Linked DNA regions of Homo sapiens: region 1 is linked to region 2. Evidence: chromatin loops called from intact Hi-C (ENCODE). Cell type or tissue: OCI-LY7. All regions are shown on one strand. Links, peaks and the distances in the headings refer to the core of each region. The heading gives the core; the rest is flanking DNA. Region 1 has its middle 18 kb from the start of GLYATL1. Region 2 holds the start of GLYATL1-AS1 (GLYATL1 antisense RNA 1).

Evidence for each region. A loop is a pair of places that touch in the nucleus more often than their neighbours do. Peaks named below come from ENCODE experiments on the same cell type or tissue, not always from the same donor. Only the 100,000 strongest peaks of a DNase experiment are listed, where the experiment ranks them.
Region 1: a loop joins it to region 2, with 2.4 times the contacts of the local background. A loop is called at or near these places in 4 of 110 quality-filtered maps.

The regions. Positions count from the first base shown.
Region 1 is chr11:58,915,780-58,927,349 of GRCh38, reverse strand. It overlaps a transcript of GLYATL1 not described here. Among named protein-coding and RNA genes, the nearest start is that of GLYATL1, 18 kb to the left of the region's middle. In OCI-LY7, for the core only: CTCF peaks have their summits at 3,756, 3,957, 6,974 and 7,176; a DNase peak (open chromatin) is centred at 3,959.
Region 2 is chr11:59,051,824-59,063,393 of GRCh38, reverse strand. It overlaps GLYATL1-AS1 (GLYATL1 antisense RNA 1), which reads left to right and starts at 4,942. Exons shown (of 6, transcript NR_033853.2): 1 at 4,942-5,022; 2 at 9,768-9,937. It also overlaps the pseudogene GLYATL1P4. RefSeq lists enhancers at 4,608-4,867, 5,038-5,107. In OCI-LY7, for the core only: CTCF peaks have their summits at 4,577 and 4,778; a DNase peak (open chromatin) is centred at 4,833; H3K27ac peaks cover 669 bases.

The DNA.
Region 1 (11,570 bases), core at 329-8,328, 140 kb after region 2:
TACAAGTGACATCCCAAATTATAATTCTCTGCTAAAATTTAAGTAAAATGTAAGAATTTGAAAAACCTCTTTTCAGATAATAGCCACTGCTGTTATCTCTCTCCTACCCCCGAGGTAGCTCTACAAATCCAGTTTAAGTAAAACAGTAGCCTCTGAAGGGAGAGAGATTAAGGAGGGCCCATGAATTAAAGAATAATTAAAAGTTAGGCATGTAAAACCACACATTACCCTTAGAGGAGAACTTTAAACCTAATTAAATGATATTTGTTCAATTAAAAGGTGAAAATATTGTGCCCTTCTCAAAAGGTGAAGAAGAGTTATATGTAAGTGTAGCCAAAACATGCATGAATGACTGTCTTAACCCACTGATTACAGATAGTCTTTGATTCATACTTGCTAAAAGAGTCCCAAATTAAGTTCCCCAGTTAGTGAGTCACTGTTTTCAAGACTGTTTTCCAGATTAAAGTCCATAAACTTGGTCAGCCTGAGAACTCCATTGCAACATTTAAGCTATTCTGCCTGTGGCTTTAAGCACATGGTTAAAATATATAATTTAAGTCTCTGCTTCTAAAGATGCTTTCAGATTTTCTTTTTAAACTTCACGTTATTTATTTCAGCTTGCCATCTTAATGATTAATGCAGTCAATTGCTAAGTTATGACTCGATATCATCAAAATTCCTTTAAGTAAAATGCAATTCAAAGCCGTATTGCAATCCCCCATACCAAATGCTTTAACACTGTTTACTGATGGGTCTGGTAAACATGGAAGAGCAGTAGTCTAATAGAGACCACATAATCCAATCACTGGATCTAGGTTTACTGGCACTCAAAGAGCTCAGGTTACTCTGTGTATTTGTTAAAGAACTTTTACAGCCTCAATTAAGTTTACTCTGGTGCACACTCTGTGTACTCTTTTTCTGACTTCGGCAATTGCTGGACCAACGTACACATCCTGTTTTTATTACACATATTCAAGCCCACAGCTCACTGCCTGGCCCATTGGCTTATGTCAATGAACGAGCAGACCTTCAGGTGATGACATCACTGCTAGGCCTAGCCACCCAATCGCATCAATTTTTCCACCAAAATTGGAGAAACTTATCTAAACAATTTCAACTTACTCAGAGGCTGGCTACAACAATTATCCTACAATGTCCAGATTGCCAGCTCACAGGCACGTCCCCTCCTTCAACAAGTGTTAACCCTAGAGGATTGGAACCTAAGCAGTTATGGCAAACATATTACACACATGCCTAAATTTGGAAAACTAAGATATGTGTGTGTATCCATTGATAATAACACTCATTTAATTAATGCACATGCTCTGCCTGTAGAGTCTACTCAAGATGTCATTAAACATCTTTTAACTTTTGCATTTATAGGATAGCCCACAAAGATTAAAGCTGATAATGGACCAGCTTATGCCAGCTGACAATTTCAACAATTTTATCACACGTGGAATATTCAACATTCCACAGGCATCCCATATAACTCCAAAGGTCAAGCAATAGTAAAAAATCAGAAAAAGGGGAATATAGGTAAAGACCCTGCAACACTACTGGCACAAACCTTGTTTACCCATAATTTTCTAAATTCAGATGACAAATTTCAATCAGCTGTAGAAAAACACTTTGCTAAAACCTCTCAAGGCATAAAACCAGCAGTTTTATGGAAAAATGTGAACAGTAATAAATGGTGTGGTCCAAATAAATTATTAACATGAGAAAGAATGTGTGCATATGTCCACCCCTAGAAAGAGAAATAAAGGGAAAGAATGATTTAAAAAGAAACTAGAAGAAACAGATCAGAAAGAGACACAAAAAGAAAGACTAAGGAAAGAAAGTGGGAAGAAGGAAAAGGAAATATTTAAAAAGTTATTAATATAAGAATGCACCCTTAGTAAGGAAGATTACAAAACAGAGTTAAAAAGTTAAGGCATGTCAAAAATTGTCTGTGAAAGTCGTGAAGAATGTTATAAAAGGGATTCATGCAGGAAATGTATAATTTTTGTTTTGAAAGTCTAAGCAAGTTGTAAAATGTTAATTGTAAAAAATTCTATATGTAAACATATTGGCTAAATTTAAAAAAGTATCCAGTTTTTTTCTGTAAACTAGACATTAAAATGAAGCACAAGTTTTTCTTGAAGTACTATCCTGCTCTTTAAAGATTATAAAGATCTCTTAGCACAGGTACCACCCCTAGAATTTCCAGTACACCAGCACCAGCCTGGAGACTGTATCCTCATCCAAGGATGGAAAGAAAAAAAACTCAAGCCAGCCTAGGAAAAACCCTAAGGACCCACAGCCTCAACAATGTGGCTTCCAGGAACAGCACAGGCCTCACACATTATGCTAAGGAAGCAGAAGGCTAAGCCAAATAATTTACTCATTTTTAATTCTCTCACTTTGCCTATTACCTATACCTGCTACACTCTATTAAGCTCATCTTCTGAATCTGCCTTTTGTCAGCCCTTTTACTTAAACAAATACTCCCTTTCCAGCTTCTAATGACATAACTGCTTGGCTGGAAGGAGTTAACATACCCTCAGTGGGGTTCCTTAGCAACAGTACTCACCAAACTAAGATGCCAGGTAACACTACCGGTCACTCTTAGACTGGAAACAAATGTTGCTAATTGTACTCATAATTGTCTTGTATTATTTGCTAATTCTAGGATGCAAAGCCGGAATAAGAGCAGTGACCACCTCACCTGACAATCCTATGGCTGTACATATCTGCAATCTGAAATCAAAAAGACATGATACCGAAAACAAAAACGGGGAAATGTTGGGATTCACTCAGAATGGTGCCAGAAATATTAAAGGGAAACATTAGGGAAAGCAACAGGGAATAGTTTACAAACCTTTTTGGAAGGCCAAAATGTTACATAGCTTGTAATAATTAAACAGGCTGAAGGCAGCTGGTTCTTACCTTAGAGCATTAGGTCATAGGGTAAATACTAGGGACAATAGAGGCTTCCCCGGTTAAGTCTGATTACCCTACCTCCACTAACTAATCTTTGAGCCAGATGGCCCTCTCAGGGTGAGATTGACCAAAGATATTGCCCCCTAATGGAATTTACTTTAAACCATGGTACCTGAGTTTTAATCGTTAGTAGAACTACAATCAACCATGTTAATTATCCATAAGTGTGTTTATTCAAAGCTTCTGTTGTTAATTCTATACAAAATAAATGCCTGGAGTGCAAGCTGCTCAGGGCCAGCCACAGTGACAAACCTCTCTTGGTGTGCAGGCGGTCGGACACTCAGCAGGACTGGCAAAACAGAGTATCAGTGTCTCAGCGTACGAGTTATTCATAGGTCGTTTGGGTCAGGGTCTGTGGACAGACCCCACAGCTAATGCCATCTTGTGAGAAGCAATACCTCACTGGATGTTTTGGCCAGTGAAATTAAAAAAAGAGAAAGAAATAAAAGGGCTTCTGGATAAGAAAGAAATTAGTACAATTATCTTAATTCACAGGTGACAGGTAATCTATGTAGAAAACTCTGACAAGATATGCCAGACTTTTGTCTTAAAATATATTGTAAGAATTTAAACAAGACCTGGCTGCCTTCCCCACTTCAGGTTCTCCTGAGTCATCAAAGACAGCCTTGAGGAGCCTCCTGGGAGCCAAGGGGAGGGGCAGGCTGGCAAGGAGAGGGATGCCCCAGATCTGAAGGAGTGAGGCAGAACAGGATCTGGAGGCAGGGAACCTAAGGATGATTCACACTCACTTCCTAGAACTCAATCAAAAGGAAAATCCCACCTCTCCACAATCAAGTAACAAAAGGATCAGAGGTTACTCCCTTTGCAAATCATGCCACCAATTCCCGCTTTCCACTGCATTGCAGATGAAAAAGGGAAAGTACCTCTGTTTGGTCCCCTCCCGCAACCATTCAAACTGGTTGCGGGCCACTACTTCATTTCCGTAAGGTGTAAACAAAGTAACCAATGAGAAACCTCTAGAGGGCGTTTAAACCCCAGACTATCTGGCTCATTCAGAAAAGCAGGCAGCTCCCCTGTGACTTTACCCAAAGTCATTCAAAGCAATTGCACGTAGTTTGTTTTCCCTCTAGAGTGAGAAAGAAGGAAGGAAGTTTACAATTCTACGTGCATCTCACATTGAGATGTTCACCTGATTCTATCACTGCCTCAGAGACCTGGTAAAAATCCTGGGGATTGACAAATGGAGAAATGGATGCCCAAGTTCAGAAGGGATTCGGTCTGAAGCAAAAGTCTGAGCAAGTGTGCTGTGCCATAACTGGGAGGAAATAGGAAGAAAATTATTGAGACCCACCCCATTAGAATGCACGTTAAAAAATTTTAAGAAAGGCTATGTGAGGAATTATGGAGTCAAGGTAACCCCTCAGATGTTAAGAACTCTCTGTGAAATAGTATGACTCTCTTTTAGTGTTGGCTGGCTGGCTGAAGGCACTATAGATAGGGAAACAATTGGCCATGTATTTAAGGTGATGACCACGGTTGGAGGACAGTCAGGGCATCCAGACAAATTCTCCTATATCGATTTATGGCTAAATAGAATTCAAATTCAACCAGCATGGCTGCAAACCTGTCTGGCAGCATACTGTAAAATGCTTGTAGCTCAAGCCAAACCCAAAGTGAAAGAAAAATCAACGGCATAGGAAGGTAAAGAGACAAAGGCAAAGTCACAGGAAAGGCAAGAAAAGCCAGTTTTGCAGTCACCTCACGTGTTCCAATCTACCACCCTTTACCAAGGCTAACTTCCCCTGAGGAGTCAAGCTCAAATGGATACATGTCCCCAGTCTCACCGGAGAGGGAGGAATTGGAGCTTCAGGAAGTTAAAGGAGAAGGCCCAGAACATCAGGCAGGCCATCTCTGGTCTGGCTGCACCTGAGTTATGCAAATGCCTCTCAGGGAAAGAAGAGGACCCACCTATTATAATGAGCATGGCCACATCCAGGGAGGAGAACAAACCTTCATTTACCAGTTTTTTTGAACCACTGGTCTCCTAAACTGGTAGCATCATACTCCCTCTGACACAGAGAAGCCCTAGGCCCTTATAGATGTAATGCAGTTTATCTTCCTAACGCACCATCCAACTGGGCCAGACTGAAACAGCTCAACCTGATGCTATTTAACACTGAGGAGCGCCAGAGAGTAACCCAGGCAGCCCTCCATTGGCCAGAAGCCAATGCACCTGCAGGCACAGTTGATGCCCAGGCATATACACAGGGCCAATTTCTTGAAGAGGATCACCACTGGGATCCAAATGATGCAACCCAGTTTCAGCACCCACAGAGCTAACAAGAGACAATCCTGCAAGGGTTAAGAGATGACAGGAAAAAGGCAATCAATGTGGGGAAAATCTCAGAGCTGCTACTATGTGCAGATGAGAGGCCCATACAGTTTTATGACTCTGTGAGGCATTCCAGTTATACACTCCATTTAACCCTGAGGCTGCTGAAAATCAGCGCGTGGTGAATATGGCATTCGTAGGGCAGACCAGGGAGATATCAAGTGGAAATTGCTGAAGTTAGAAGGCTTTGCAGGCATGAATGCTACTCAGCTTATTGAAGTGGCTATCAAGGTGTACATTAACTGAGATCAGAAGGCAAAGAAGGAGGCTGAACGGAGGCTTGGGAAAAAGGCTGATTAGCCAGCGGCAGACCTCACAGGAAGAGAAGCTGGCTTTGCAAGGGGTCATGGATGCGGTCATGGAAGAGGCTGGTCTGGAAAGGGATTCGAGAGCCGGCCAAGGCTAAAGAGAAATCAATGTGCGTGATGCAAAAGGAAAAGACACTGGAAGGATGAATGTCCAGAGAATAATAACGTGGAGAATGGTTAAGGCCACGGTATGAAAAAACCACTGGCCAAGGGCTACCATACCCTGTGAGGAACCAGACACTGACCTGATCAGGATGGCAGGGGCTGAAGAATATGAGGTCTCAGACAGACCGGGCTCCTTCTCTTTGGGCCCCTAGGAACGTATGGTCATATTACTAGTTGAAGGCCAGCTGATGGACCTTATGGTAGACACCAGGACTGAACACTTGGTAGTGACCTGACCTATAAGGCCACTATCCAAGAACTGTGAAACTATTGTAGGTGCCACTGGAGTCTCAGCTGTTTGTGCGCTTCCCACTCCAACTATCTGGCATCAAATAAGACAGTTCCTAGGAGCAGCAGGGTTCTGCTGCATCTGGATCCCAAATTTCTTGCTCATGCCTAAGCCATTATATGAAGCCACAAAGTGGGGAGAAATGGAGCCCCTCCTCTGGGAGGCCAATTAGGAGAAGGCCTTAAAAACAATCAAAGAAGCGTTAATTCAGACCCCAAACTTGGGACTGCCAGACCTAACTAAGCCTTTCTTTTTGTATGTCCATGAGTGAAAAGAAATGGCCATAGGAGTCCTGACTCAAGTCATAGGATCTTGGCATCGCCTGGTGGCATACTTGTCCAGGCAACTAGAATCTGTGGTGCTTGGATGGCCTACTTGTTTCAATGTGCTAACTGCCACTGCCCTACTGGTGCAAGAAGATAATAAACTGACTTTATGGCAGCAACTGAAAATCCGGGTACCGCACTCAGTTATAACTTTGATGGACCAAAGGGGACACCTTAGGTTATCACATCCAAAAATGACTCGATACCAAGGGCTTCTATGTGAGAATCCCAGCATAGCTTTAGAGACTGTGAACACCCTAAACCTGGCTACCTTTCTCTCCATCTTGTCAGTGCCAGGAAGCCCCCTTTAGTCCTGTGTGGATATGGTAGATTAAGTGTTCTCAAGCCAGAGAGATTTGACAGATCAGCCCCTCGGAGACCCGGACATTGAGTATTTTACTGATTTGAGCAGTTTCATACTAGAGGGAGTACGCCAAGAGGGGCATGCAGTGGTGACTTTGGACTCAGTAGTAGAGGTGCAGTTTTTGCCTACTGGAACTTCTGCTCAGAAGGCAGAGCTGACAGCTCTGACAAGAGTTCTCTGACTAGCAAAATACCTAAAAGCAAATTTTTAACCACACTCCAAATATGCTTTTGCCACTTTCCATGTTCATGGGACTATTTACAAAGAAAGAGAACTCTTTCTTTCCTCCTGCAGTTGCAGGAGGAAATAAACTAAAATACAAGGAAGAAATTCTACAGCTCTTAGACACTGTATGGGCCCGGAAACAGGTGGCAGTATTGCACTACAAAGGGCACCAAAAATCAGGAACACTAGAAGCTAAAGGAACAGGAAGGCAGACAAAGAGGCAAAACAGGCAGCAATGGCAGCTCTGCCTTCTAGAGAGAAAGCCTTAGCTATGCCTCCCCTCTGGGAGATCCTCCTCCCGGAGACCCCAAGCTACATTTCAAATGAAAGGGCCTGGTTTGCCCAAAAAACTGGGAAATACATTGAGGGAGAATGGTGGAAAACCTTTGATGGGAAGCTAGCCATACCTGAAATGGTGGCCCCCAGGTTTGTGAAACAGTTCCACCGAGGAACTCATATGGGAAAAATGGCACAAGAAACATTGCTAGGATGACATTTCTATGTGCCATGGCTCACTGCCATTACCTGAGCCATTTGTGAACAATGTCTAACTTGTGCCGAGAACAACCCTCAGCAGGGGCCTACCCGAACCCCGGGAATTCAAGAAATTTAAGCCACATCCTGTGAAAATTTGCTTCTGGATTTTAATGAGCTGCTTCAGGCAGGAGGCTATTGGTACATGTTGGTGTTTATTTGTACCTTTTCGGGGTTGTTTGAGGCTTTCCCCACCCAGACAGAGAAGAAACGAGAGGTAACCAAGGTGTTGTTAAAAGACATTATTCCCAGATTTGGACTACCCCTGACTCTGGGGTCAGACAATGAACCAGCATTGGTGGCTGAAATAGTTCATTACTGAACTTGGCTATTAAAAATAAAATGGAAGTTACACACAGCCTACCGGCCACAGAGCTCAAGAAAAGTGGAGCACATGAACTGGACACTCAAGCAGCTGCTGAAGAAATTTTGTTAGGAAACTCATCTGAGGTGGGATCAGGTCTTGCCCATGGTCCTCCTCCAAGTCAGGTGTGCCCACGCCAAACAAACTGGGTATTCACCCTAGGAGAACTTATTCAGCCGGCCACCTGAATTATATGTCAGATTAAAGGTGATCTCTGTGAGCTAGGAGAACTAATTTTAAGGAGGCAAATGCAGGCTTTAGGTATGGCCATGCCAAAAGTACATGGCTGGGTGCAGGAAAGAATGCCTATAAGTCTGACAGACACTGTATACCGTTTCAAACCTGGTGATTCTGTTTGGGTTAAGAAATGTAATCCAACCACATTAGGACCCATATGGGATGGGCCCCATCCTGTAATCTTGTCCACTCCAACTGCTGTTCAAGTTACAGGAACCGTGCTTGGATCCACTACAGTTAGCTGAAACTAGCAGCCCAGGACAAGTGGACCAGCCAGGAGTACCCAGACCATCTGAACCAGCTGATAATGCCATGAGACCGAGATGTCACTGAGGACCACAACAGCCTTGCTCTGGTCACTCCAGAAGCTAACCATTCCACACATGGCAAAACCTTGATAAAACAGCAAGCCCTGCTCTAGTCACTCTGGAAGCTGACTAGTCTATGCACAGCCGAAGCTTGCAGAGTCACCATCAAATGAGTAAATGTGGCCAGAAATTTTAGGCCCAATAACTTTCCTTATATTATTAATTATACTTCCATTATTCTGTTGCTTTGGCCAACCCCCTCCCCTGGGAAAACACCTCTTCTGCCCATTCTGGGTGTAAGAATGCTAATCTTTGCTTTACCTTTGATGGCAACCATATCTATGCTATAAGGAGAAGAGCTCATAGAAGGATGCCCTCCCTGCATGCATACTACATGGAAAGGAAACACAGTAGTTAAGACTTTACTATACCATACTTACTATGAGTGCAGGAACCCACCTAGGAACCTGCATGCACAACCAGACAACCTAACAAATTGCTGCCTAGAAATCAATGACAATGGGAAAGCCATTATAGAAATGACTGCCAAGATGTGAAAATTAGCTCATGTTACAGTCCAAACCTGGAAACCAGGATGGTCTGCAGATTCCCTCTTAGGAGGTTGGTTTTCATTCTTTGGTGGATTTAAAATATTAATAGAAGTGGTGCTGGCTATATTAGGAGGTTGCTTAAGACTCCCTTGCCTCTTGCTCCTTCTTACCAGGAGCATCCAATCAACCATAGAAGTCCTAGTAGACAAAACAACCACCACTCAACTAATGGCTCTAACTAAGTATCAGCATTTGCCAAAGAGAGTAGATCTGCCTTGTCAGTGAAGAAAAAAATTGTAGTGAAGCTTTCTATTAAATTCCATTTATAGGAAGCATCAAAGGGGGGAAATGAGGCAGGAAATTAAAGAAAGAAAGAAAAATAAAATTTAAAAGAGCAAAACATGCTTTCTATATTAGGCTGAATCATCCCAAAGGCAGTAACAGGCAAAACCTGGACCCAGGTGAAGTCTTGATAACATTATCTAAGAAGCCAGGACTGAAAGGAATGTGCTCTGGAGACTTCCAGCATTCCCTCCACAAAGGGAGAAGAAAACAAATTTTCCTTTCCCCCATGATATGAGTAAACTTATGAGTTTATAGATTTCTGTTTTCTGTAACTAGTAACTTCAAGTATCCTGTTTTTATCTATGCAGCAAGTGAAGGTCATGAGATGCCTGAGTAGGCAGGCCTGGACTGCAGCCATCTAGGCACCATAGCAAAAGTTATGAGATAAGCCCATGCAAAGCACTAGAGCAAGCCTGGATAACAGCCATCTAGGCTGTATAGCAAGAGTCACATGTAATCCTGAGTTATACACCTGTCACAACTTGATTAACTGCCTTTCTTCTGCCTCTGTATCCTTGCTTGCATGCCACTACGTTTTTGCCACCGTAAACTTATTTCAAGCTAGCCCACCTTAGAAGCGTGTATAAAAGTCAAGTGCTGTCTTTGTTCTGGGACCAGTGTTTGGCTGTTAATCTGCTGGGTCTGAGTGCACTCAGTAAAAATCCTCCTGTTTAACTCTGTGGTCTCTCTGGTCCTCCTTCATTCCCACAGCAATCAAAGACAGCCTTGCAGAGCCCCAGGGGAGTCAAGGGGAGGAGCAGGCTGGCAAGGAGAGAGATGCCCCAGGTCTGAAGGAGTGATGTAGAAGACAGGATCTGTTGGCTGGGAACCTAAGGATGATTCACACTCACTTCCTAGAACTGAATCAAAAGGAAAATCCCACCTCTCCACAATCAAGTAACAAAAGGATCAGAGGCTACTCCTTTTGCAAATCATGCCACCAATTCCCACTTTCCACTGCATTGCAGATGAAAAACGGAAAGTACTTCTGGATGGTCCCCTTCAACAACCAATCAAACTGCTTGTGGGCCACTATATGATTTATGTAGGATGTAAACAAACTAACCAATGAGAAACCTCTAGAGGATATTTAAAACCCAGAAAATTCTGCAACCAGTGCTCTCGAGCCCCTTTCTCAAGCCTGCTCCCACTCTGTGGAGTGTACTTTCACATCAATAAATCTATGCTTACATTGCTTCATTCTTTTGTTGCTTTGTTTGTACCTTTTTACCAATTCTTTCTTTAAAATGCCAAGAACAAGGACAACTTGTAGTCAAGACCATCCACTGGTAACAGGAGGAGGACTGGGGAGTCACTCCCTCACTTCCAAACCTCAGAGGAAGGCTTTGACTGGGGAGCAGATTCCTTGAGGGCCAGGACAGGGTCTGAGGTGGACTGAGGATTCAGTGCCAGTCCCAGATTGCACTGTGAAGCCTCTGTGGGAGGTAGCAGGGTCCAGAGGGTGGAAGCACACATCCAGGCTCTGCTACTATTACCACCCACTGTGTGACCTTGGGCTACTTGTTTAACATCTCTGAGCTGTGCTTGGTAAGTGAGATAATATATGTAAAAGGCCAGGCTCTTATGGGGAGACTTGGTAAGTGTGAAGGCAGTAGAACCATATGGGGTAATCGTACTTTCAGCCCTAAAGGAGGATGTAAAAATCTGCACTCCTCCTAATCTCCTCAGAAGCTATCAGAGAAGCAAACATGTCAAACAAATGTAATTCTTCTTTCTACAGTTTGATGGGACCTGAGATCTTAAGGAGGCACTACAGAAAAGTCACCATGCCAAAAGAGTGAAAGTGGCAGTACAGGAGGCAGTACAGAAAAGTCCCCATTCCAAAAAAGACTGGAAGAGGAAGGAGAGTCTAGGGACAGCAAATTCCAACTAAAACATGTCTCTTCCTTTCCAAGGTTGTGGGAAAGTATGTGGTAGTGGTGGTGGGTTTTCTGCTAAAGGTATAGCAAGATCTGTAACTAAATAGGGTAAATCAAATTATCTGGCTCATTCAGAGAGGCAGGCAGCCCACCTGTGACTTTACCTAAAGACATTCAAAGCAACTTAACAAGTTTCGTTTCCCTCTAGAGTGAGAAAGAGGGACGGTTACAATTGTGTGTGCATCTCCCACTGAGATGTTCACCTGATTCTATCACTGCTTCAGAGACCTGGTAAAAATCCTGGGACTTGACAAATGGAGAAACGGATGCCCAGTT
Region 2 (11,570 bases), core at 1,223-9,222:
CCAATGGACGAAGAGTCTCTGGAGGCTGTTTTTCCCTCATTGGATGTAAATGACTCATCTCTCATCCACTTTGGAAGCCAATTATCATCACTCCAGACAGTGAAGGGAAGGGAAGGATGAGAGCACACGCCTGCGCGCGCGCGGGTGGGTCTGAAGGCCGGGCGGAGGGCACTGCGCGCCCACCCGCACCCCTCCTTATTTGTCTGGATGACCCTTCCCGGTCTCAGTGATCCCCTCTCCGCGCCACTCAGTCCACGGGGACAGCTCCCGCGTCCCAGGATAAACTAAGCAATCACTGCCCTGCTCCTTCCTTCTCATGGGAGTCCCCTGTCTCCCAGTGGAAGCCAGGGAGGAGCTGCGCGGCAGCTGGGCGGAGTGCGAGGCACGTGGCGCTTTCGCGCTTTCCCAGACTTTTGATTGCCAGCTTGGGCAGCGCGCTGGCGGGAGCTGCAGGGCGAATAGCCAGCCAAGTTGCTTAGGTGTGTGGCAGTTGCTGCCATTCTGCAGCTGCGGGGTGGGCGACGGTGGCGGGATGAGCATCCAGGCGGGATCCTTTGGCAGCAGCAGAGAGAGCTCCACCCGGATGATGCAGAGGCTCAGGCTCCAGCGGACTTCAAGTCCCAGAGCAGGCTGCACCCGCGTCTGCGTGAAGTCTCCAGGGATTTGGCCTGATCCGCAAATGAGCTAACTTCGCGGAGGGGCTGGCGAACACAGACAATGCCAGCCTGGACGAGGAAGCGGCCAAAACTGCTTAGGCTTGGTTCCCAGGACGCGCATTACTGAGTGCGGTACTTTACTCTTCGGATGAAGACTCCAGAGTTCGGCCTCCCCAAACTGATATCAAAGAAGTGCTTTCCATGGGACTTGAGAAAACGTCTTACTGTTTAAGGAAAGAACGTCTTACTGTCTGAGACCCTGAATAGAAGGAGATGCCTTTAGTATTGGGTGTTATTTTTCAGAAGTTGGTCAAAGAAGGATACAAGATGGTTGATTAAGTGGGGATGGTGACAATTATTTTGCAACTCATAGAAGGACAGATGTTTATGTAACAGTTGATAGTTTTGGTGGAATAATCATGAGCATGTTTCTGAAATTAATATAAAATATACAGAGACCCCTAAAATCACTGCTTAAATTACATAGGTCTTGTGGTGTTTGGAAAGAGCAAACTTTGGAAGTATAATTGTAAAAATAATGTCATACAGTCAAGGAGAAGAGAAAACTTAAGGACAGCTTTCTCAAATCGCTGTTATTCTTGAATCATCTGAAAGCAGTACACGTGCCTGGCACCAATATACATCAGAGAGTAAATCATTGCACAAGGAGACTTGATCTTCTTTTTTTGTAGAATCTGGAGGAAAAATATCTATGAAAACCAAGAGGTAGTAGAGAATGGTGTTGTCGGAATTGCCTGACATCATTGGAGATAGAAAATTTGCCCTGGTAAAAGGTGCTCCTCAGGGAGGAGCATCTGCACATTCCATTAGCATAAAGCCCCTGGTGGGCCATATGAAGAAGTCTGGATTTGGCTATAAATGTGAAATTTATTTTAAATGGAGGATTTGAAGTAAGGGAGAAATATACCCTGACATATTTTTTAAAACCACCCTAGCAGCGTTTGTGCGCGGTACAAACTCTGGGAGGACAAGAAGAGATGTGGAAGGGAGAAGGCAGCTAAGAGTCTATCCCAGGATTGCAAAGATGTTGGAGCCCGACCTCAGATGGTAATGGTGGAAGTGTTAGAAATGGCTGGATTCCACATTTATTTTGAAGGGCCAGCCCATGGAATTTGCTTATGGATGGTCCATAAATAAGAGAAACAGAGGGCTCAATGATGATTCCTGGGCTTTTGACTTGAGCAACTAGAAGGATGGGGAAGTCTGAGGACAGAGATGCTGTGTGTGCCAGGATTGCGGTGCTTATGTGTGTTTGTGTAATTCTACTTGTGACATGTTGAATTGGTGATGCTAATCCACTCCAACTGAAAAATAAGGAGGGAAGTGGACATTCAACACATGATGACAGGAAGACAGGGAAGCTGGGACTTATGATGGTAACAATGTTGGCCATTAGCTGAGAAGTTTTGTATTTCAATGTTGGCCATTAGCTGAGAAGTTTTGTATTTTTTTTTTTTTTTTTGGACACAGAGTCTTGCTCTATTGCTCAGGCTTTAGTGCAGTGGCATGATGTCGATTCACTGCAACCTCCACCTCCTGTGTTCAAACCATTCTCATACCTCAGCCTCCTGAGCAGCTGGGATGACAGGTGCTTGCCACCATGCCCAACTGAGTTTTGTTTTTCTAATAGAGATGGGGTTTCACCATGTTGGCCAAGCTGGGTCGAACTCCTGGCCTCAGTTGCTTTGCCTGCCTCAGCGTCTCAAAGTACTGCGATTAGAGATGTAAGCCACCACGTCAGGCCTAAGAATTATAATTAAAGTACAGGGAAAATTAAAAGGGAGAAGAAAGTTCACAGAGAGATATCATGGCAAATGATAAATAAAAAAGCCTGCCTTGTTTCCCATACCCCCTGTGTCTTCGATTCCCTGAATTTTACCTCCCAGTGGACCGTGCTTGTTCCTTCGTAATGGCGCTCCAAGCAGCACTGCTGCACACCAATTCCTGAGCTTCCCTGCTTCTTGAGCTTAGGAATAGTTGTGCTTCTACTTCCTGTTTATTTGCTCATCACTGGCGTAGCAACTGAACCACACAATTGGGATAAGTAACCTGATGCCGTTTTGGGGAGCAATCTTCCATTTCTTCCTTACGTATAAAACTGACCCTCACAGAGAAACTAACTGTCTAGAGCGATAGGTCCAGAGTAGAGCTCTAGCTTTGCTTTTCCCTTTGCAGCTTTGCCCTGAGAGGTTTGATGCAATCCCACTGCAATGGGAATCCGTGAAAGAGTAGGGATGCTCAGGGAATCTGTTGGGCCACTAGGAAAAACTCATTTCTAGCTAATGCTTATACGGGGCTATGGAAGTTGTCTAACATCCCTGGGGACAGAGTGTTTGCCCTGAAAAGGAACATTCCCTTGGCACAAAGCATCTTGTTGGCTGGATTTTATAATAAACGTGACAAGAATGCTTTTGGCCAGTAACTGGTGGTTAGGTCATATTGTGGTTTGCAAACCCATAAAGAGGAAAAGGCCTCTCATGTGGTTGGGAGAGGTGGGAATGGATCATGCACTAAGGTCAGGTCTGGTGAAGTTAGGGAATAAGGCCAGTGTTTACGAAGAGTGATTCCTTCATGAACCCATAAAAGATGCTCTTGAACCCTAATAGTAGGATGATGTCTGTATTTAGAGTTGCAGACAACATGTTCTGGGAATACAGAGGAAGGCACCACTGCCTCTACCCTGAGAGTATATCACAGAGAAAGATTAATATTTGGACTAGATGGCTGAGAGATGAGTAGGAGTTTGATAGAAGAGAACAGGGGAAGTGTCTGGATGTACAATGGCAGAAGTGGCAGGAAAGGCTGAGGAGAACTGGCCTCTGGGGGTGGGTTATAGATATGGGCCTGGGCACCACATTCTGGAGCTTGCAATGGGTTATGTAAAAGCTTAGATGGGACGGTCTTTTCCTCTCCTCCTGTGGGTTCGTAGTGGGCCCACCTCACTCACTGCTGCAAACAAGCTGCCCCCATTTGAGAGAGAGCTGGAGTGGGGTCTCTAAGCCTCCAGCAACCACTTAGGAGCCATCCTTGATGCCCTGGCAGCTAACTCTTCACATGGAGACCCCGTAGTCCATCCTATCTTGGGAAGACAATGCACACAGGGGGAAGGTAACATCCCCCTCCAGATTCCAGAGGCTCCAAGGAGCCTCTCTCTCTCTTCAAGAAAAGAAATAGTCACTGAGCCACGGGTGGAGGTGAACATGGTTTGGGACCAACAGGCGGCTGGATGGTTTCACCTCCACGGTCATACAATGGTACTGGGAGATGAATGGGGGTAGGGCGATCTAGAATCATTTCAACCTCAACTTACAATGGGGTGGTGCTTGGTAGTTGACTCATTGTGGCCCCATTTAATATTTGCAGTCACCAGTTGGGGTAGGTGTGACTGTTGCTCCCATTTCACAGATTAGGACAGGATAGTTTGCTAGAGGTCACAGGACTAGTTGGGGAAAGGAAAGGGTGTCAGGTAGGATTTTAACCTTAGAGCCTCACGCTTTCTTAGGCTCTTTCAGGGAGACCTTGGGCAAATTCCTTTCTCTCTTGGTGGGGGGGTCTCCATTTCTTATTTGTAAATTAAGGAGTTCTTCCAGTTTGTGATTCTCTGTACTTTAACTTGGATAGGTTTTTTAAAATGGGGATTATGGGAACCCCACTATATTTAAGTAGAGTAGGTCTGGGGTGAGGCCCAGTAATCTGCAGCTTTGAACAAACCCCGGCATCAACAAAACTGGTTGAGATACTCAGGAAAGTTTATGGTGCATGAAAATCTTATTGCGAGCATCCAAAACACATAACACTGAGCTCCATCTGCAGAGATCCTGTTTTGATACCCTTGGTTGGACTGTGGCTGGGTAATTTGCATTTGTCAGAAGTGAGGCCAGTCAGCTGGTCAACCAGTCCTCCTGTCACTCTGTGACCCTCCCCCGGTGTCCGCGGTGCTTCTTTACTTGCATCTTGTGGGAATGACATCTGCGCAGGCAGCCCCTTTTAGCACCGCCCCTGGCACAGGAGCTGAGCTCTTAAAAACCAAGCCCAGCCCTGAGTTTGCAGATACTCAGGGAAGGGGAAGGTGCCTTTCCGCATTTGGTGTAGTCCCGCATTCTGCCATATGATGGCGCCAGAGAACGCGCCTACCGGGATAGGGAGGGGCAAGGAGGCGAGGAAGGAAAAAAAAGAGACAAGTGAAGATTGACATCCATTAAGGCCAATGGTAGCTCAATCTTCTGTTCTCTGACTCCCAAGCTTCCCATTCTCTTAGGAGGCTGCATTTGTGGCGCTAAAAAAAGGGATGGGCGTGGGAGATTCCAGGACTTGTGCTCGCTGAAGATACAACTGTTAGTCCAAGGTAACTCCCGCTCGTAGTGGCTCAACCCTCTTTGTCAATTCACCTTCCTCTAAGTTAACTATGGCTGCTCCACCTGTCTTTAGGGAAACCTACTCCCCATCGCGCTGGGTGTTTTGGAGTTTTTAAAAGCGTCGCGGGGTAAAGTCAGTGTTGTGCTTTTCCTTTTCTCAGCAGGTAAGTATTCCTGGAGCTGACAGCGGGGAGTTGCCGGGCGGGAGTAGGGGTGAAGAGAGAATAGGGAGAGAGATAACAGGTGTGAAGCGTCCCTCAATGCCAGGCATCCTGCTTTGGCACCTTCCAGAAATTTGTCTCAATCATCTTTCTATTGAATTCATTTTCTGTTTCACAGATTAGGAAACCTCAACTAAGTGGCCCAAGGAGAGTCCTTGGATAATTTTAACTTGTGTCAGAAACCAAAGCCCAAGGTCTTTTATTTTGCAGAGGCTGCTTTGGCAGGATTTCAATGCATGCAGGTCCTGCGAATCACTGCTCCTCACTCAATGATCCATCCCGCTGTCCACACATTCATTCACCCATTCATTTCTTAGGGGCTTATCTGCAAGGCGTGGGGCTGGATGATACTAAAAATACAAAAGGGACTCTGATGTAAAGTAGAAGAGACTTTTTAAAAAGATTTACACAGAATTCCGGTGCTCAGCATGGTTTCGATTTTTTTCCCCAACATACTATTGATACCTATTATGTTCCACATAATATGATGGATTCTGAAGATACAGAGATGGGTGAGACCTATCCTTGCCTTTCAGAAGCTCGTTGTCATAGGCAAGAGTAATCTCTGAGGTTTAATTTTAGATATCTATTTTTTAACAAATTGAGCATCAACTCTATATATTCTACTGTAATTAATGTACTAAATAATTAAATATTACACACACTTAATTTCTTATTTTTTAGATGAAGATGAATCTAAGTGGTGGTTCAAGTATGTCCTTTGTCCATCCTAGTGGACCATTTTGGGTGCTTCAGACTGCAACTCTACCCTCCTGTTATGTGCTTGGCTCTATTCCTTCTTTCTGCAGCTCTCTGTCAAATGACAGGCTTTGAGGGAAACCAGTCCTGACCCCTTCCTGTTTTCTCTCCTTTTTACCTGCTCCTATCTGAGGCCTCTTTTCCTATTTATTTGTTGTTCTTTCTCCCTCCATCATCTTCTGTCGTCAAATCATGTGTTGTTTTCATATACTACATCTGAGTTTATAGGGAATATGTTCACAGTTGTTTTAATTTTTGGTTTAGCTTCTGCCTCCCTGCTCCAGAATGTAAGCTTCAAGAAGGGCGGCGAGGAGTTCTTGACACCTGTCACTGCCTGAGAAACGGTTGGGGATGGAGGGAGACAGTTTTGCCCAGTGCATCCTGAAATCCCCTGAGGTGGGGGTGGGAGTGGAGGGAAGATCAGGGAATGTCCATTCATTTTATGAAGTTGAAGTTGGGTTAAATCCTATTATATCCTGTGATGTTGTTTGTTAATCTCAACCTGAAGACCTCATCGCTAGTCATCCACTTTTTGCTAGCTTTGTGACCTTGAATGAAAGTTCAAGGCTACCTTGTTTCTTTGTACCTCAGTTTCCTTATGTATAAAGTGGAAAATTATATTTGGTCATCCTAAAATGTGATGTCATAGGGAATCAGTCACTTGAGGGTAAAAGACAAACATTTGTCAATGTATAAGGCTGCAGAAATTATATTCTTGTGAGGGTCAAAGAAAGATATTTGTGGATTTGAGAGTCTTCAGATATTATATCGGTAGCATATGTACATGCAGGAAATACTGAAGAAGCAATTTAATCAAATAGGAAAAGAGATTTCAGATAGGAGCAGAAAATAAGGAGAGGAAACAGTGGTGAGTAAAAAAAAATTGACAAATTTTATGTAGAGAGTTAACTCTAAATGGACAATGATAGGCTCTCTGGGAATGTGTAAGAAAAGTTTTAAAGAAGGATTCTTTAAATTGATGAGACACACTGCAAGGGAAATTCTGTGACACCTGGAACTAAAACACGTGGAACTAAAACATCGGGCTCAGGGGGTTGAACGGTAGAGGAATAAAAGCATTTTGTATCACTTAGCACACTCATCTGGATCTGAGGAGGGAGCAAAACAGGGAAATAAATCTATTGGAAGATGTCAACTTATTGAGGTAAAGGAGGAAACGGTGAATAGCTGTTACTTTATTTTATATAATAGTAAACAAATTTGTGTTCAATTATGAGCACTAGAAACAAATACCAGTGATTGAATAAAAAGTTAATAAGGGAATATGATGTATAAGTGAGTTAATAAGAGAACTTGATGGATAAGTGAATTAATAAGAGTCCACAGTGGAGGCAATTTCCCCTTTTGAAAAACATTATCTTTTGAATATACGCAGGATATACTTTTCAAAAGAAAAAAAGGTGTATATTGGGGAAACAATTTTCACTCATTCTCGAGACACTCAATACTTTTCCCTAGATAATCTATGGCTATACAAGCATAATAATGCCTTTTCAATATATTTTCCCAGCAACTAAGAAGTTCAGTGTTTATAATTGTAATAAGAAGCGTGCTGATCTGGCCTGAAATATAGTTTTACTTTAGATATATGTCTCATAAATAGAATTTAAGAAGTCAGGGAATATGCTTAGAAAGGGATTACCAAGGCCCTATAACACATGAGTTTGGGGGCACAGGGTGATTAAGATTTAGAATAAAGTTAGGTGAAATCTAGGGCCAAAGGATAGCAGGAGGGTGTGTGTGTGTGTATGTGTGTGTGTATGTTGGGTGGGGCAGGTGGGAACCTTTGGAGAATGCCTGTAGGCTGCTAGTGAGGTGCTATGATCTCTAGACCTTGGTAGGTCCTTGCAAAGAGACAGGGTTCTGAAAGGCTGGCACCATTATAGGTTTTTAAAATATTTTTGTTATCCATAGGGGTGACCCTGGAGATCATTACCAAAATTTAAAAATTTCACCACTGGGCACACATGTTACCCTTCTCGTGATGGCATGGCAAAGCTTGATTTGCAAGAGTTTCTTTTGGATTGTCCCCAATGATTCCCTTTAAAAATAGGAGCTCCTTCAAGGTAAGAAAGGAAGGAGAAAATATCCCTTCTAACCTATTTTCTCTTTTGCATTCCAAGGACTCTGGAAAGGCACAGCAGGTTTGTTTTTGAAATCTGTAGAATTTTAGTGCTCTCCATTCTCCCAAGTAGATGACTTTAGTGAAGGTAAAAGGAAAGACTGTTTGCTGTGTCAAGGGAAGATTCATATGCAAATCCCAAGACTCAGATGTTATTTCAGAAGCTTTGGTGTCCATAGTAAAGTAGAACTAGCCCGGGTTCATCTGCCTACAAGGGCAATTGTATGAGGCAAATATGAGGAAACTGGCAGAACAGGAGGGGTGGAATCTTCCTGGGAGAAACAGTAAAGAGAGTTCTAGGTGGAGAGGGGATCAATGTGTTGAGCAAACACATGGCTGTCTTCTTAGTTCCTATATGAAATCATGGAAAAGACTTTTGAACAAAGAATAAATATGTCATAGCAGGAAAACAAAAAGCAGTCTTTTGGCCAGAAATAGAAACTGTTAAAAAGAAAAGCAAACCAACAACAATAAAAAACACCTTTAAGTTTGAAAATGACAGAAGTTAAGAAGTGGAAAGTTGCCTGGGATATGCTTTTATTGCGGCCTCTCTAATAAACCCGTCCCCACTCCATCTTCATGTCCTTGCTTATCCTAAGCAGCATGGTGGCAGCTGTGGCATTCTTCAGACTAAAGTGGTCATTTTTGGCACTTGGGCTTGAGATGGCAGTGAAGCGGCATCGTTTGTCTGGGGAAATGCCAGAGGTTTGCTGTCTCACAGTATGGAAATTGAGATGTGGACACCAAAGGAGTGGGTTCAAGAGCAAAAGTTTAATAGGCAAAAGAATGAAGAGAGAGTTTCCTCATGCATTGGAAAGGTGCCTGAGCAGGTTTCCGGGTTTGGGGCGAGTTGTGGTTGGTTTTATAGAGGAGCTTGAGGAGGCAGTGTCTGATTTACATAGGGCTCAGAGGGTTGGTTGGAGCAGGTGTGCCATTTATGTGATGCATGAAGAGCCTGGCCATCCCACATGAATCTTTAGTATGCAAACGGGGCCTCTACCTGGCCTGTGCCATGTCGCCTGCACACGTGAATACAAAGAAAAGGGAATAGGAGGCCACGCGTGGTAGCTGATGCCTGTAATCCTAGCACATTCGGAGGCCAAGGACGATGGATCACGAGAGGTCAGGAGTTCAAGACCAGCCTGGCCAAGATGCTGAAACACCGCCTCTACTAAAAAAAAAAAAACACGAAAAAAAAATTAGCCATGCGTGGTGGTGGGCACCTGTAATCTCAGCTACTCAGGAGGCTGAGGGAGATAATTGCTTGAACCCAGGAGGTGGAGGGTGTAGTGAGCTGAGAATGCACCACTGCACTCCAGCCTGAGTGACAGAGCGGGATTCCATCTGAAAAAACAAACAAACAAACAAAAAAAAATAGGAAGAGGAAACCTCTATGTTGAGGATGCCTGGCTTCCAAGTATCCCTTTTCTATTTGCATAGGTGCCAGCATTTAGCTATGCAAGTTTTTAGTTTGCTTATGTATGCTTGTGGCTTGATTTTTTAGGCTGATTTTTGCTAGAAAAGAAATTATATGGGGGCTGCTTTTTATTAAAAGAAAAACCTTACCGAGGACTCTCTTACCTACACTAACTGCTTAATAATTTCTTTTTAGCTCCTGTATCAGCAGTGCTTGCACCTCATAGGTGATGATCATGAGGGGGACAAGGAGCCTCTAGACTTAAGAGACAAGTTGCCAGCATTCTCCAGATGGAGTGTTTCCCTCCGCAGCACCCCCTGCTGGTCAGTTTGACAAGCAGGTGAACAGAAGTTCTCAAATACACAGTAAGCAGATAACCCCAACATCACCAGAAATATCAAGTTGTGATGGCATTTTGGCAAATTGTCTTTATTTTTTGTCTGCATCATCTGTTGCTTTCTGAGGGAAGTTTTTTGAGTTCTCCCACTGAGACTGTGGATTTGCATTTTTCTTTTGTATGTCCGTCAGCTTTTGCCATGTATAGTTTGTAGTTGTGTTGTGTTGAGGCAGATTCATGATCTATGTTGTGGGAGAATTTCTGTATTTAGCAGATGTTCAACTTACGTTCTATTTTGCCAAGTGTTGATGGTATTACTTTGCTTTTCAGTTTCACATTCATTTAGTATATCTTTTTCCTTTCCGTGAACACTTGTGTGTTATTTCAGATATGCTTTCTTATGTACTGACAGTGACCCCCAAATTCATATGTTGAAGACCCAACTCCCAATGGACTTGGAGGTGGGCCTTTGAGAAGTAATTGGGTTTAGATTAAGTCATAAGGGTGGAGCCCCTATGATGGTATTAAGTCCTTCTAAGAAAAGGAAGAGAGTCTGAGCTCTCCTCTGTCTCTACCATGTGAGGGCACAGAGATGTATGCTTTTTGGACTTTGTTTTTAACTCAGTATGAAAAACATATATTTTAATAAGAAAATTACCCCATTCATTTTTAGTGCGTTTATTGATAATGTTGGACTTACTTGTGCCATATTTAAGGAATCCTCTTTCCTCTTTCCCATGCTTTCTTGTTGTTTTTTCAATCCAAGTGCATGATAAGGTTTAGGAATCACTTTTTTAACAGGGCCAAGAAGGGCTAGATAAGGGAAGCTGGCTTGTGTTCAGGGAAGCGGCAGAGGAGGGAAGCTGGCAGCTGGGCTGTGCTAAGATGACCTTAGCCCCAGACCCTGGATGAACATCCTCTTCTGGATACAGGACCTGCCCGAGGCACCATTTTGAATAGGCAAATCTTATTTTCTTTGTGTTCTTTCATCATCTGTATTAGCTTTTGCCTCTTGAGTGCCAAAATATAGCTGTTTTTATATGACTCCAAGTTCCTGAGTTTATTTTTTAGGTAAGAATTTTCCACCCTTTGAAATCCCAAATGACATGTTTACTCTCTCTCTCAGACCATGCTTTCATTTCAGTCAATGTAACAAATCAGCCAGGTCTCAGGAGTTTAGAAATCTGATTGGATTGATTTATACTAAGATGTAACAGATCTACCATAGCCTTCTAAGATGAATTGGAGTTTCTTAAAAACTCCATGACCTACACTATTCTTTAGGTGCTGGAATTGCACACTTTCAAATCGCATCAAGTATAAACATTCAATTTTGTGGAGGTTTATTTTTTATGGAGAGATGAGGTGTTGTTTAATACTGGTAGACTTTACTCCAAAAGACAATTCTATTAAGATTTCTTTTGTTTTTTTAAAATCTAGACTATCAGAAGGAGTAAAAATGCCATTTTTTTTTCTTTTTGCTGTGGCTACAATGTTCACAGTAATCCAAGCTCCAATGACAGGGTGGGAGAGCAGAGCCAAATGAGGCCACGTTTTTTTCATGAAGAGTATTTTTCTTTTTTTTTTTTTGAGATCAGGGATTCAGATTGTAATATAAGTGTTCAATTATAAAGTTATTATGATAGTGCATGGCACGTGCC